Linked DNA regions of Mus musculus: region 2 is linked to region 1. The links are chromatin loops, found by intact Hi-C in ENCODE. Cell type or tissue: left cerebral cortex. All regions are shown on one strand.

What was found. A loop is a pair of places that touch in the nucleus more often than their neighbours do. Peaks named below come from ENCODE experiments on the same cell type or tissue, not always from the same donor. Only the 100,000 strongest peaks of a DNase experiment are listed, where the experiment ranks them.
Region 2: it touches region 1 in a loop (2.0-fold over the local background); 2 of 42 quality-filtered maps call a loop at or near these places.

The regions. Positions count from the first base shown.
Region 1 is chr7:117,486,797-117,494,796 of GRCm38, reverse strand. The region is part of intron 2 of Xylt1 (xylosyltransferase 1); the gene reads right to left. Among named protein-coding and RNA genes, the nearest start is that of Xylt1, 110 kb to the right of the region's middle. In left cerebral cortex, no CTCF peak of the experiment used is centred here; DNase peaks (open chromatin) are centred at 1,145, 3,040 and 4,087.
Region 2 is chr7:117,431,867-117,439,866 of GRCm38, reverse strand. All of the region lies in intron 1 of Xylt1 (xylosyltransferase 1), which reads right to left. Among named protein-coding and RNA genes, the nearest start is that of Xylt1, 55 kb to the right of the region's middle. In left cerebral cortex, no CTCF peak of the experiment used is centred here; DNase peaks (open chromatin) are centred at 1,011, 2,774, 3,603 and 6,047; H3K27ac peaks cover 1,898 bases.

The DNA of each region.
Region 1 (8,000 bases):
CTTTGGCCAAAGATGGTCATTGCAATTGAAAGCATCAAATCGTCATCTGCTTTGTATGAAGGCACCGTTTATACTCTGCTGGGCCCTAGATGATCGCTTGGTTACTGGCAGCCATTCTGTTGAGTCTCATCCGTCAGTTGACCACACACAGGCAAGGCCACATCTTCAGTCAAGATGGCAACACCCCAAGGCTGGGAGAGTGTGATGGCTCCAGAGGCTATAAGCAAATCCTCTCAGAGCTGCTGTCTCCAGGCCAGGTCTCACCCTCACCACCCTGAGGTGATGTTCTTGGTCACGGTGTCAGAACAAGGGTGGAGGCAGGCAATGTCCTCTTAGAACAACATAAATGAACACTCATGGTCCTTGGCCCCAGAACAGAATGAGCCAATGTCTGCCTCTAGCCACACAAACCAGGTCCAAATGGAGTCAGCGGAGATCGGCTGAGGACGGCCAGATGTAAGCTTTGGCTTGAAGGCCTTGGTCTGCTTGCCTGACACATCTGTTTCCCAGCCACGGCTGGTTTTGATTTGGCTGTGGTTATGTTTTTACTTTTTGAAGGAGTGGACGCTGTAGCTGTACTCTGTGATGAAGAAATACCTATGTAATATTTCATGTATGTTTTTATGTGTATGTATTCTGGTATGTGCATGTTTATGTGTGCATATGTGTAGATACATGCCTGAGTGTGTGTGTGTGTGTGTGTGTGTGTGTGCGCGCGCGCGTGTGTGTTACCACGGGCACAGATACACATACATGCTCTTCCACATGGATCCACACAGGTAGGGGTTACAGGAGTATCTAAGATGCAAGAAGCCAGCTATTACTGCACAGTAAAGCCAAGATCCAAGCCCAGATATTCTCTCATAAACTCTTTCCCACCATACTGTGGGCTGAGCTGACATTTTATATATTGTGGTACATAGGCAGGAGTGGGAGTGATGGAACAGGACAGCCTTGGGTGGTCTCACAAAAACTCCTCTGTCCATTTTGCTTCCTGGCTAAGGAGCCCTCACCAAACAGTTCTGATCACAAGGAGCAGTTCAGGCTGGGCTTCCATTTACTGACAGCCACAGTATTCTCCTGACAAGGCGATCACACCCTTCAGTGGGAACCAATAGCACGGCCTCAGCTTTGCGCCACAGAGCGGGCGGGCGGCTTCTAGATATGGCCTGCGGTGTGGCCCCTCTCAGGGAGTCCACATGACTAGTAAGCCGTCCCTGTCAGGTCGTTCTACTTTTGGTGTGATGCTGAAATCATCTCTGAGTCAAAGCCAGTGCGCTAAAGCACAACACTGCCTCCAGGAAGAGATGGGTTAACCCAGCAAGGTATCTCAGAGGCCACATCACAAAGGCCCACCCCACAGGGCAAATATGCTAGAATCCAGAAGCAATAGGGGCTGAGAGATCTGGAGTTTAGTATTTAGTACCTAAATTAATTTCAGATCAGCCAGCCATGAGTGTCCAGAATGTACACCCTTGACCCTTAATAGTCACGTGTGTGCTCACAAATGCTCTGAATCCTTTAGCCTCCCCTCTCCTTACATAAACCCTAGCAGAAGCCTTAGGCAGAGCACAGCTGACCAACACTGAGGGCTAAGCACACATGCATCCAGGACAGGGGACATTGCTCAGGGGAACACAAGCCAGTTAACTACACTGAACTCACCAGAGCCATCAACAAAGGAAATCCTTTTTGTTTCCTCTCAGAAGACTGTTAGGCAAAGAGTTGTGGAAAATTGCAACTTACCAAGGCTATGTTTTCCTGGTCATCTCTCGGTTCAAGTCCAGATTCCACCTGTTCTCCCGCAACACCCTGAGAGCCACATGTGGGCCTGACTGTCCCATTGTAAAACAGAAGTTGGAAGCAATGGGAGACACTGATCCAATCAAATTTCCAAAATACCATCATGTGTGTAGTCGATAGCAAAATGTCTGAGACCTAAAACATTTTAAATGGTGAGATTGTTTTAATCTCTTTGGTGTGTGAACAAGTGTCTGTGTATGCACATGTGGCCAGAGACCAACATCAGATGGCTTCCTTGATTACTCTCCATCTCACCCAGCTTCAAACATTTTGTTACAGCCACATGAGACAGGCTGTTACTAGAACTTGGTCATCAGTTAATAGTCCTTTGCTAAGCATCTAAGCATCTCTCCCATAGGTGCATCTTGATGGCTGAGCTGAGCCTGGGCTCCAGGGGGCTTCAGACCGCAGTGATACAGCGATAGTTTCCAAGGTCTTCCTCAGCAGGAAAGTGGCTGTGGTGAGAGCTGAGCTCTGTGATTTTCATTTCAAGCTCTCTGTCTCTGATAGGCAAACACCACCCCCATCCTCCATTGGAGTGATCTCACAAGTTAGAGACAAGAGGGGGTGGGGCTGAGAGAATTCTCCAAGGAGGCCTTTTTTTTTTTTTTTTGTACTAACAATCCATTGATGATACCTACAAAGACAGTCCCTAAGAGACATATGCCTTTTAGCAAGGCAAAACAAAACCACAAAAAGCAAACAAATAAACAAAACAAAACAAAACAAATACCCCTATCTGCTGGCTGATATAGGTGCAGACATTATTAAGCCTATTTTGCTTATAAAAAATCTGACTCAGAAAAAGAAACAAAATTCTTTCTTGATACGTTACGGGGTGTAGAAGGAGGGGCCAGCAAGTAAGAGACCCACCTTCTCCATGTTAAATCAGCCGTCTGAGCTGGGCAGTGGTAACACATGCCTTTAATCCCAGCACTTGGGAGGCAGAGGCAGGTGGATTTCTGGGTTCGAGGCCAGCCTGGTCTACAAAGTGAGTTCAGAGTTCCAGGACAGCCAGGGCTACACAGAGAAACCCTGTCTCGAAACCGAAAAAAAAAATCAGCCGTCTGCTCTTCTTCCTGATCTTCTGTGCGGCGGGAGAATTCTTTCATTTTCTAGTGCTCTCTAGTCAGCCCACTGGTATTTCTACTTTGGTGAATTTATTTAAAAAAGAAACATTACCCATATATTGGAAGGAAAACTAGTCTAATTTGCCACAAATGAGATGTAAGTAGGAAAATACACACTGAGCTATTAATGTCTTTAAAGTTTGCTCCTGCTGTTCGTAAACTCGTCTTGTGAGTCACCAGCTTCCTCCCAACACACCGTGAAAGGCTGCTGAGGAGAAGGGGAGTCTTGAGCTTGTTCTGGATGGAAGGGGGCAGGAACCAAGGACTAGAAGAAGCATCCAGGGTGGGTGCCTGGTCTACGGGAAAAGGTGGAGGTGAGCCAATGGTGGATACCGCTGCAACTCAAGTTTTGTGCTGAGACCTAACTTGCTGGGCTGTGGAGTTATGATTCTTTTCAAAGCAAGGACAGAAATGGTAGTGTTTGAGTCACCTCCAGAAAGCCAGGTGGCCAGGCACTAACAACACCTCCCAGAGTGTCCAGCACTGTGCTAAGACTGCTTTTCCAGCAGGAGAAGTAAAACAATCTAATTTCCTAGATAATGCTACATTATGAGCGAATGTCTAGTGTCTAAGAGAGATTAACAGAAAGGGAAGAAAAAGAGATCAGTGGCCAATGGCAATCAAGGGACACTGATCATATATCCCTATGGCTTGCTGGCATGGGAAGTGTGTGTGTGTGTGTGTGTGTGTGTGAGTGTGTGTGTACATGTGCATGAGCACACACACGCATGTGTTTCTCTGGGATATCGAAGACTAAGAGAGATACACAGACTTTGTAAAGGATGAAGACAGCTCTAGCCCATGTAAATTCCATAGGGAATCCTCACCCAGCTAAAGTCAGCAGCCCCTCCCCCATCGAGTTCAACTTCTGCTTTATGACGTGACCGAAAGGACACTGGAGGTCCCACATGTAGCTATTGGGGTGCCGAGGGTGGAGGGGCAGCAATCTGAACTTGAACTGAGAGACGGCCAGGACAACTTTTCTTTTTCTTCCTTTATAAAGTGCAATTTTTCTCCACTCTTTGTCTTTTAGCCTTCTGAGAGGAAACAGAAAGGGTTTCCTTTGTGCATGGTTCTGGTTGGCTGAGTTTGGTTATCCTGGCTGGTGTCCACCCCCACGGTGTGGGCTTCTTTTAGATCTCTGCATCACAGTCAGCCTTCCCTAGTCCTGAGACCTTGTCAGTGCCAGCTGAGGAAGCTCACACACCCCTGCAGATGACAGGCCTTGTAGCTTTCCCAACAGGAGAAGTGAGTGACAAATTTGTTAACAGTCACTTCCAGAATAAAATATTCTGCATCTGTGATATCTAGGAAAAAAGCCATAATGAAATATTATAAGATCTTACATAATACACGGCAGCTGGGATAAAAAATTAATATTCAGCCCATAAGGGCCCACAAATGCCTCCCCTCAAAACAAAACAAACCAAAAACAAACCAAAACCTCCAAACAAACAAACAAACAAACACCCAAAACCCAAACAAAACCCCAACACCAACAAAACAAGTTTTCCTTTGAAGAAGCAGGTAAGTCTAACTCGTTCGTATTCACAGTCAAGAGAAGAAAGTGACCTATGAGGATCTTCCATGGACTGAACAAGGAACAATTTTCCTGGAGTTCTTAGGTGCCAAAGTCTGTGTTGACAAGCCCAGAGATGTGCCCTCCCCAGCCTTCTGCAGACGTTGTCTCCTAGGGAGACAGATAAAAGAACCTCCACAGGACATTTCTTAGTACATATGAGATCCTGGGGTCAAAGTCAAACCCTACCACACAAAAGACAGCAAGGGGTGAGATAAGCCTGGGTCTGACTCTCAGACCCTCATGCTCTTGACCGCTGTCTCCGAGGACAATTCCTTCCTCACTGCAGACCTGCCCACTATTGACCCATTGACCCAATGACCCATTTCCTAACTCAATTCCCCTGAACTCATCCTGCACATGTAAGATTCTTGCCTATCTACACTGCACCTCTCTCTGAGGTTAAGAGTCATATACAGCCCAGGATGACTTCAAACTCACTCTGTAGACAAGGGCAGCTTTGAACTTCTAATCCTCTTGTCCCCTTGCTCCAACCGCTTGGATTTCAGCCATGTAGCGCCACACCTGGTTTTGTGCAGTGTCAGCTGTCAAACTTAGGGCTTCATGAATAGTTAGCAAGCACTTTACCTACATTTTTGTTTTAATGCTCCTTAACTATGTTCTTTCTTCTCCTTTTGTCAACATCCCATTCACCCACCATGAAAGCTCTTCCAATGTCCTCATTTGGTCCCCTCTGTCTCCAAACTCACCTCTACAACCCATTCCCACACAGCAGCAGAAGGATCTCAGATTGATCTCCTAGTGAGTGGTTCTCCTGTTCAGACACCTTTGGTGGGTCTCTATCACCTACAGGAGGATTTAGGGCCTCTTGATGTGGTCTTTGGTACTTAAGCCTTTTCCTTCTGCATCAGCCACCTCACATGCTAATCCCTGACCCTTGCCCCCGGCTTCCTTGCCGCCATCAGCTCCTATAATTTCCTATAATTTTTCCTGTTGGTGCTCACGCTCCACCTCTGTTTTCAGGAACAGCTTTATCTGTATGGAAGGATATGTTCTGATCCTGACTTAATTCTCACTCACCCTTTGGAACATGTTGTAAACAGCTGCTTCGCTAGGGAGCCAGTCCCTGGGGTTCTGTTGGGAGTGCCAAACATTATCACTAAATGGACAAGAGCTCACAGATAGGAACATCAATAGGCCCTTCCCATAGGTTGGACTCTATGTAGCTCAGTGACTGAGTACTTTCCTAGCTTGCTCAAAGGTGCCAGGTGCCATTCCCCACATGGACATAAATTGACATACAAAGATCCAGCTATAAACAGAGAAGAAAGCCAGAAGATAGTGAGCTAGCTCAGTTGGTAAAGGGGCTTGCTGCACAATGATACAAGCCTGCCAACGTGAGTTTGATCCTTGGAATTCACATAAAGATGGAAGAAAAGAACTAATCTTATTAGGTTGTCCTCTGACCTCCACACATGTGCCCAGGTAAATACTACTACTACTACTACTACTACTACTAGTAGTAGTAGTAGTAGTCTTGCACATGATCACTCTGTGGGAACTTAGCGACACATCTACACTAACATGTCTCAATAACCTCCCAGGACCTGTCTAGGAAGCTATGGACTTAGGAGTCTATGGAGAGAGTGTGCTGGGGTCTTTGAACTTGTATTTACACAGGCATTATTTTTGCTAATTCTGGTTCCTTCATTTATGAATATAGCTGCAATGGTGTTGCCAGTACCCGAGACCTCGACACTGATACAAGCTGCAGACATGTTCATGTCACACTACCTGGCAGCAGACACCTCAGGTTACTATTTACCTCTCTCTCTTCTAGATGACAGTAGTTAATAAGTTTGCTGCCAAGTCTAGTTAGCAAGCATGCTAAAATGCAGACAAGCACAGGGTCTCCTGCAGACTTCTGGCTTTATGTATATTCTGTAGCAGCATTTGAGACAGATGTTTACCTTTGCCTTACAATGCATCTACTTTTCTTTTGGAATATTATTCAGAGACTGAATGGCAGAGTTTCTTCCAGATGCCAAAGGGATAGAACAATGGTGACAATGACCTGCTCTAAACTGTGGGCTCACAGGAGTCAAAGTACTGGCTCCTGCATATCCTACCCCTGGTACTCAAAGCACTAGTTGGTGCATGCTAAGGATTTCCAACAAATGAACTGAGGTAGTTTGGCTGCCTGTATATGTATATGAGAGAGAGGGAATGAGGGAGGGAGAGAGAGAGAGAGAGAGAGAGAGAGAGAGAGAGAGAGAGATCTACATACCTACATATTCATCATCGGCCTGCCATTTATCTGTATATCATCTATCTATCTATCTATCTATCTATCTATCTATCTATCTATCTATCTATCATCTAACATATCTATCAATCATCTAACATATATCTATCAATCACCTATATATCAATCACATATCTGTCTGCCTGTCTGTCTGTCTATCATCTATCACCATCATCTGAATGGCATCTAACAATCCATCACTCAATCTCTGCATATATGTATCACTCTGGATCCTTCCTTCTATGCAGTTCTCTATTCCTCCATTTTTTACAATAACATCCATCCATTCACCACCCAAGCATCCATCCATTCATCCATCCATCCATCCATCCATTCCTCCATCATTTAGCTACCACCATTTATCATCCATAACACCTTCTATTCATCTATTCACTATGTATCTGCCCATCCATTACTCTCATTCTCTCTGCTCTCCATCCATCCATCCATCCATCCATCCATCCATCCATCCATATATACCTTGTCTCAGCCAACCCGCAGTTCGAACTATTACCACTGCCAGAGTCAAATCTTTAGCTCAGCTGGGCAGTTCATTTGTGTACTTGGTCAAAGGGAAACATAACCCAGCGTGTAAATAGGTGGTATTATTTTCTTATGTGGCCTTGGGCATGTCTTTTCACATGCTTGTGGCTTGGTTATCTTCCAGAGGTCTAGCACAGAGCTCTGTGTCCAGCTGCCATACCACAGGTTGGGCCACGAGCCCAGGCATAACCCTGAGCCTGGGCCAAGACCATTGACTCCCCAAAGAATGCATTGATTTTTTTTGCTTTTAAAATATCACAGAGTGGTTGAGCCTCAAAGGCAGTCACAGCTATTACTAAATCCACCCACTGTGCCATGATGGCTGAGCTCTGCTAAGATCCAACACTTGCTGGCAATATGACCTTGGGTGACTTAACTGTCTCTCCCCAGTTTCCTTCTTTTTCTTTACAAGCTTGATGACAGCCACACAATCTCACAGGGGTTTCTGAAACCTTTTTAGCATAGAGATTGAGTAAGTTTACTCCTGTGGGGAACTTACCATAGTGGCCTGCACATAGCTGGGTGCTCGAGCAGTGTTAGGACAATTACTTGCTTTCTCTGTTTCAAGGGGGCAGAGAATCTAAGTGAGACTTGAAATCCTGGAAAGGAAGCAAGGAACCAGCAAATACCCTTTTCAGCAAATGCTTCAATCCCTTACCCCAGCATCTGTCAAGAATGG
Region 2 (8,000 bases), 55 kb after region 1:
CCTGCTCCGAGACACTGCCTGGGTATCAACATGCAAGGGCAGTAGTCAGCTCTGTGCCAGCCATGCTCTCCCGGGGACCTAGATTGGGAAAATAATGGCATTTTCTCAACAAATTATCCCGCGGCTGAAGTAATAACTTGTTTATAGATATGCCAATTCAGATTTTCATCCCCTTAACCTGCTTCTAAAAGTGGTGCTGTCCCCATAGCCAAATGGAAGAGATTTAATCACCACCAAGTACACCCCTGTCCCCTACTCCCCCTACCACCCACACCTGCGCCTTGATTAATTTTAAGCCACTGACAGTCTCTTTGGAAACCATGTTTTGTTTTTTTTTTTTCTTTTCATCTCAGATCAATGTCTTCTGTTTCTGATATAATAAATACACACTGCCGGAGATAAAACAAACAATTCCTGGGTTAAGAGGGAAAAAATACCCAGAAGCACTGTTTTATGCATGAGGCATTAAGAGTCTGGCCACAAACGTCACTAAGATCTGCCATTTAGTTAAGCGGTCCTCACTGAAGGACGGACAAGAAGGTCGCAGCCTAAGCTCTCTCCTGACACTCAGCATCCTCTGCCTCAGGCCTTCAGGGCAGAAGGACGAGTGTGGAAAGTGAAGAGAGTGTCTGGAGCCACCTCAAACATCCTTTCAGCAAACTGCATGGCTTGATTCCTGTGTTGTAGCTAATGCTAGGGAACCCTGGGGCCTTGGAGATGGGAGGATGTCAGAAAGGAGGAAGCACAGGGAAGCAAGAACCCACCTCTGCAGCCCCCACCATGCAGCCTCAAGGGTTCTGGGTGTCCCAACATGGAGCTGGGCTATCTCCCTGAAGGAAGAGGGGCGCACTGGAGTGAGAGCAGCTCCCTGGGACTTGAGTCTGCAGGGAGCTAGAGGTCTGGGTGCTTAGCTGGATGAACAACGTTGAAGAGTTTCCTTTCACACCACCTCTTGTGTTCCCATCCAGGTCTTTGGCTGCTCTTTATTTCCCAGCCTGCATCTGTAACGCAACTGGGAACATCTCACCTCCAGGGATTAGGGGAGTAACTATGAGACTCTCCAGCAAGCACTAGGGAAAGATACTGCCTGCCTGCCTGGCCCATGAAGGGTTAGTAGCTACGGGAGTTATTATTACTGTGGTCCTGGGGTGTCATTATTACATCAAGTGCCTTAGCAAGGCTGACTCCTTTATATCAGGCTTGAAAACACTGAGGCAGCGACACATTGAGAAAATACAATTAAAAGGCCATGTGTTCAAAGATGTTTACAGCATTATTTCTTTACAGTGGTAACAGAAATCTAAATGTTCATAATTGGGGAACTGAGATGTTAATTGAGGGACAGGAACTCAATAAAATATGCAGCAGTGAAAATGAATCCTAAACACACTTTAGGTGTGTAATTTTCTTTAGGGGGGAGGAGGTAAGGGGAGGTGGGGGTGGGGGTGTTCCTTGAGAGCAGAGCTGTCTTTATATAGCCCCGGTGTCCTCGAACTCAGAATTCTTCCTCAGCCTCCTCTGTTTTGGGATTATAGGCATGTACCACCACACATACATTCAACCCACAGGTATGTTTTAGGTTTTAAAGTGTTTACAAAATGTAAATCTTTTTAAAATGATGGGTATAGACCACGATGTTGTGGAAACTGCAGTTGGTTAGAATGGCTGGTCATGGCAGACTGTGTTCGTATTTTCCCCCTGTGATTGATTGTTAAGAGTATCATACAAAGCAGTGGGTTTCATTATAACATGCTACTGGATGGTTCAACATAAGGAAATACAAAATGAAAGGGAAGCTAGGGGCTTCCAACTTGAGGGCGACTATCGGGAGTGTTGCTAGAAAATGTCACTCCTATGTAGAGGTGATGAGATGAAGCTGTGTGGTACATGGGGTGGGCCACACACCATGGGTCCTAGAGAGTGCCCTGTGAGCTCAGCCCCAACACCCGAGGGGCTGATGATGCCTTGAGTTGGTCTCCCAGCATGCATCAGGTGCCTCCTGTGGGAAAGAGAGAATAGCCACTACCAGGCTCCAAGAAGGTGATGCTCACAGGGAGAACCTAAGGACTGAGGAGGTCCTGAAGGTGGCATGCTAGGACAGATGCTGCCTGAGCACTGCTGGGGACTGCTTAAGATAGACTTCAGATACAATCTGGAGCATCTTGTAACGAGAGAGAGAGAGAGAGAGAGAGAGAGAGAGAGAGAGAAAGAGAGAGAGAGAGAGAGGAGAGATTTGGGTACAGCATGAGATTATAGTGCATATATATATATATATATGTGTGTGTGTGTGTGTGTGTACTTATGTGTATGATTATACTTCTATATGCATGTATATGCTTATGTGTATGTTCATACGTGAGCTTGTATGTATTTCTACCTGTGTATGTGTGTGTGTTGGAGGTGGGATGACTGAAAGCTCAAATAGCATGACAAACATATGTGAGACAAAATCAACACGGGGGACTCGGAAAAGGACAGACACCACTACCCTGCCCTAGAGCTGGCAAGTAGACAAGCTGGGCAGTCCCATCAGTAACCAAAGGCTCCTGGGCTTCAGCTTTCCTCCCACCAGAGCAAAAACTGACGGCCCTTTCCCGTAGAAGGAAAGAGGAAAAGATGTCCTTGTCACTGCTGTCAGCGTGATATGCGGCCCACAGAGCTTCTCGTTTGCACACTTCTGCGGTGTGCGCACACACAGCACAGCATCAAAGCAACAGAAGGGAACTCATCACCAGCTCACCCAGCGCCAGGCACTGCCATAGTGAAACACTTGCCCTATCCTGTGTGGTGCCCACTCATTCCACATGGGGAGAAAGTCAAGGCTGGCTACTGCCAGACTAATCCTTCAGAGTTATATGGTAAGCAACCGGGGAAGTCGGGCTTGAAATGTGCGCTGCCTCCTTGTCTCAGGAACATTTTTAGCACACACTCCAGCATATGTGAACATGCACACAAAGAATACTCTGCTCACACAGCCATGCAAAAGCAGCCTAGAGCTACAAAAAGGGCACAGGTAGGATTGTGGCTCAGTGAGTAGAGTGCCTTCTATCCTGCATGGAGCCCTGGGTTCAATCCCCCCACCCCCGCCTGCCTCCACACCACATAGACCAGACATACAGTATACCTCTGTAATCCCAGCTTAGATAGATGAAGGCAGGAGGATCAGACAGTTACCACAGCAGGTTTGAAGCCTACTTCAGCTCCATGAGACTCCTGTCTCAGAAAGAGAGGCATAAAATGCACACATCCCTGTCCCCAACCCATCTTCGGACAAGCTATCCTTTTGCGCACTTCTGGGGACGCCACTCACACACAATACCAAAGATGGTATCACCACCAGATTGGAAAGTCAGTGTGCAGAACCCCCCTGCCTGAGTAGACAGCTTCACCTCCTGTGCTCCTTCTCCAGGCCACAGACACCTCTAAGATCAATGTCGCCCTGTGCTTAGGAGGCCTCCACAGCATGGAGCCAAGTCCTGCTAGTCACTGAATGTGGTTCTTGTCAGCTCGGCCTCCTGCACACAACACCGTGCTCTGTTTCTCCTGGCATTGGAGCCCTGTGTCTGCTCCAGCCCTCATTTTCACATCTTTCCTCCCAGCAGACACAAGGCCCGCTCAGTTCTTGGGATTCCATGTGGCTGCCAAGGCCCGGTGGCGGGAGAAGGGTTTCAGAAGCCACGGTATAAAGCGAGTCACAAGGCCAAGGCGGCTGACTTTCCATCCGCTACACACCCTACCCAGAGGTGCAGGGCTCTGTCACAGTTAGCCCTTGTTCTCACCCACTGGGAGCCCTGGGGAGATGGAATTCAGGAGAGCAGAAGCCAAGATGGCTTCTGGAATCTTCCTCTGAGGGCCTCGGCTGCTGTGGGCAGCCAGGATAGCTGATGCAACTTCTCACAGACATCCATTCACAGTTGGGGCCTATGAGCCAGGAGGTACTCAGGCTAGACCAGAACAAGTAGGCTCCCTGTCATCTATAGTGGCTGAGAAGTGGGCTTGAAGCCAGCAGAGGCCAAATCTGGAGCCCCAGGGCATAACACGAGCCAGAAATAGAGTAATAGAAACTACTGTTCCAACTCTCTTCCTTCTTTGTACCTGTAACCATAGCCAGACACAGGAGAATGGCCACTTGAAGTCAGCTCCTATTTGTGAGTTCAGCACATAGACACCAAACACTTATTGAGCACCTACTATGTGCTAGAGGGCACTGCTGGCACCCATGAGAAGAAAGCCTCAGGTGAAGCAGCCTCCACACTCCAGCAACGTATCTTCAAGATCTGCAAACTCTCCACAGCTCTTGAGGTAACTCGTGGCTGTGTGAGCCAGAGAACAGCATTTGCTCTCTCCAAGGACTCTACCAGTTTCTGTGAACTCTCTAGGAGTTTCCAGCTCACTCTGAGGGCCCTGAAGAGACCAAGTTGATCTCTATCATTTGCCACCCAAACACTACTGGGGCCTAGGAAACCTGGGAGCAGCAGAAACGAGGAGATGCAGGTTGAGAAGGCAGCCAGCATCTGGAGAGCACTGTGCTCATCTGGAAAGGCAAAGAGGCAGACACCCAAATTCCCTTACGCTCATCTGTGGGGTCAAGGGTCGGGACAGTAGTGGAGATGCCAGACAGTAGGATGGTTTGTCTGAGTCAAGGCAACAAAAAGTCATTTTTCCATCTCCTTATTTGCCAATGCCTATTCAGTGAATATCACTGGACACAGCCTGGAGGCTGAGAGGAAGCAAGGAAGGGGAAGGGGGCATAACAGACCATCTGTCCACAGCCTGCCCACAAGGGCCGTCTTAGGCACCTTCTAAAAGCCCCTTCCTTTCGTCTCCTCCCCTCCCTTTCACTCCTCCATTTCCTTCTCATTCTCCTCTTCCTCCTCCCCACTTTAGCAGGCCCAGTCTGTGGGTCTCCGCTCACTGCAGTGCTACGTGACCTGAGCCTCCTAAGCCGAGTGACCTTCCAGGAGGTGCATGGAACTAAGTGTGATTTCTTCCTGTCACTTCCAGATCTCATGCCCCGAGCTAGCGCCTCAGTCTCCAGCTCCCTGACATGGGGACAGCACCGCTTTCTTTTAAGATGCCTGTGAGATCTTGGCTTTAATATTACCTGTGCCTCAGCCGGGGCGGGGGCGGGGCGGGGGGGCGGGGCAGGGGGAGGTGACTCAGTGAGCTAAATGCTTTCTGTATAAGCATGAGGACCTGGCTTTGAACCCCAGCACTCTCATGAAAAGCTTCAGAGTGGCCCGTGCCTATAATCCTAGGCATAGAGGGGCTGAGGCAAGATCTATGGGGTTCACTGCCCAGCTAATCTGCCTGAAATTATGAGCTCCAGAGAGACCCATCTCAAAAAATAAGGTTGGAAGCAAGATATCTAGAAAAAACCATGACCCGGCTCCCCACAATCACCCACCCACAGACACAGACACAGACGCAGACACACACATACACACAGACACAGACATAGATACACACATACGCAGACACACACATACACACAGACACACAGGCAGACACATACACACAGACACACACACACACAGACCCACACACAGACACACACATACATAGACACACAGGCAGACACATACACACAGACACATACACACACATACATAGACACACAGACACACACACACACAGACAGACACAAAGACACACAGGCAAACACATACATACAGACACACACACAGACACACACAGACACACAGACACACACACTGCCTTGTAACCACAGAGACATGTACTCAGTAAGTACTCAGGGATAGAGTATTTAAAGATAATCCCAGTTCTCAAGGGCTAACTCTACCCAGAGTACCAGGAGCAATGCAATCCCAGTTTCTGAAGTTTGTTCTAAGCCCTGAATCAGCATCATCCTAGGTCAGGCACGGGGCTCAGGTTTTCTGCTGGGTATTCATAAGTGCACATGTGCATTTGCTAATGAGTAACTCAATGTGCAGCTCCCACCTGGAAAACTGCCGAGGTTTTTCCAAACCCTCTGGCCAAGAGCACGGTAGTGTGTGTGAGACGCGTTCAGCTGCTAGCAGAATAAGGCGGCTTCCTGTGGTTTCCAGACACCCGATTTAGACAGCAGTGAGAACCAAATTGGGCTTCAGAAACCAGGCCAAGGCATCTGCCCACAATGACACCTATCAGAAGCGCAGAAAGCCTTAGTCGGAGAAAAGAGACACAAATTACAAAGACCTTCCTCAGAGCCACCTTCTAAAAGTGAACAGAACCGTCCAAGGGTGCCAAAGTCAACTCCTTCCGGGCTAGAAAGAGTCACGGGTCAACACCAACTTGCAATTTCATTCTATTTTGGACTTTACTGGAAAGCAGAAAAGAAGGGGGTGTGAAAAAGCCAGCAACTGGAAGATAAGAAGGGAACCAGATTTCACATTTGACCAAAGAATCTCAAGGCCCAGTAGCTTAGGTCTGATTTAGCCCCAGCATCCCACAAGGTCACCCCTACAGTAGCACATTAGCAATGATGTATGTGGTTCTGACTTTGAACCACAACCACCAACCTAGTGGAATTTCTTAACAGACAGGATGGCATGAAGAGGGTTTGAGAGGGATGGCCCACTGTACCACACTGACTCAACTAGTTTTAACAGTTGCTCCTGAAAGGTTTGGGGGCTAACGGTTGGCTCAGTTGGTAGTGTTTGTCTCACAGGACACCCTAAGTTTCATCCCCGGCACAGCCTAAACTAGGTACAATGGTGCAGTGCACCTCTAATCCTACTACTTGGGAGGTGGAGGCAGGAAGATCAGTTCAAGGGCCTTCTCAATTCCATAGCAAGTTTGGGTGGGGGGAGATGCTGGGCAACATGAGAACACTGCGAAAGAAAACCAAGGATTTGTGGAAGGTAAAGTGAGTGCTGTAGACAGGAGGAGACTGATGCTACCCTGCCCAGACACAGGAGGGACGCCTCAAGGCATCCCTGGTGACCTGAAGCAGTGTTATGCTTCAGATTCTAATACAGAAGCTAATGAGCCACCCATCATGAGACCAGACAATATAGCCCCTGTCACTGTGGCTCCTGAGTTCATAGCCACACCCAGAAACACAGACTCAAGCCCCAGTGTTCTGCAGTATGTTACGTGCCTGTGCCCATGCACGGTAGCCAGAGGAGGATTCCGGTGCCCTGCTTTATCACTGACTCCCTTGATGTGGGGTATCTCACTGAACCTGGACTTAGGCTGGCATCCAGAAAGCCCCAGTGATCCTCCTGTCTCTGTCCATCTTCCACAACAGTAATTACAGGCAGGAATAAGACCCCAGTTATGTTTTAATGTTGGTGCTAGGATCATTCACTGAATCATCTTTCCAGCCAGGGAGATATTTGGTTTTGTTTTGTAATACTACCAATGAGTGTACTCTTCACAGATACCATCACTTCACAAAGTTAAACGTTTCGCCGTGCCTTTTCCAGAGACTGATACCAAGCTCTACCAAGGAAGGGCAGTGCCTTCTTCAATAAAGAAGCAGAGCCCAGGGCCAACTTGCATGGATCTAAACCACTCTTTCCAGCCCTTGGGAGAGATGGGCCTAAGGTCACGTATTCAACATGCACCCGTAGAAGACTTGTCATATGCCACAAGCCTATGTCACAGGCATGTTGCAAAGTTTATGCAAGATCAGACATGACCAAGCCTAGACCTTGGACCTACAGCACCATGTCGTTCCAGAAACACGAGCTGCTGTTTGTTACTGGTGCTGTAAACAGGTCTGAAAGCAGCATAGAGGCCCCAGCGCTGCTAAGTTCTTGATAGAGTGCCATCAAAATAAAGAGCTACTTAATACAATTTGCTTCCTAATTAATTACGTTATCGCTAAATTGAATTATATTGTTTTTCTTGCCGAGGAGTTCTGGTGTGATCACCTTGGGCTGCTTGAAATGCCCAGCCATGGAAACCCTGCTTAGACGGCGTCCCTGTGGTTGCACTTGATAAACAGAAGGCTGATGGAGGGTTTTGAAGAAATGCCCTGACCATGATAACGA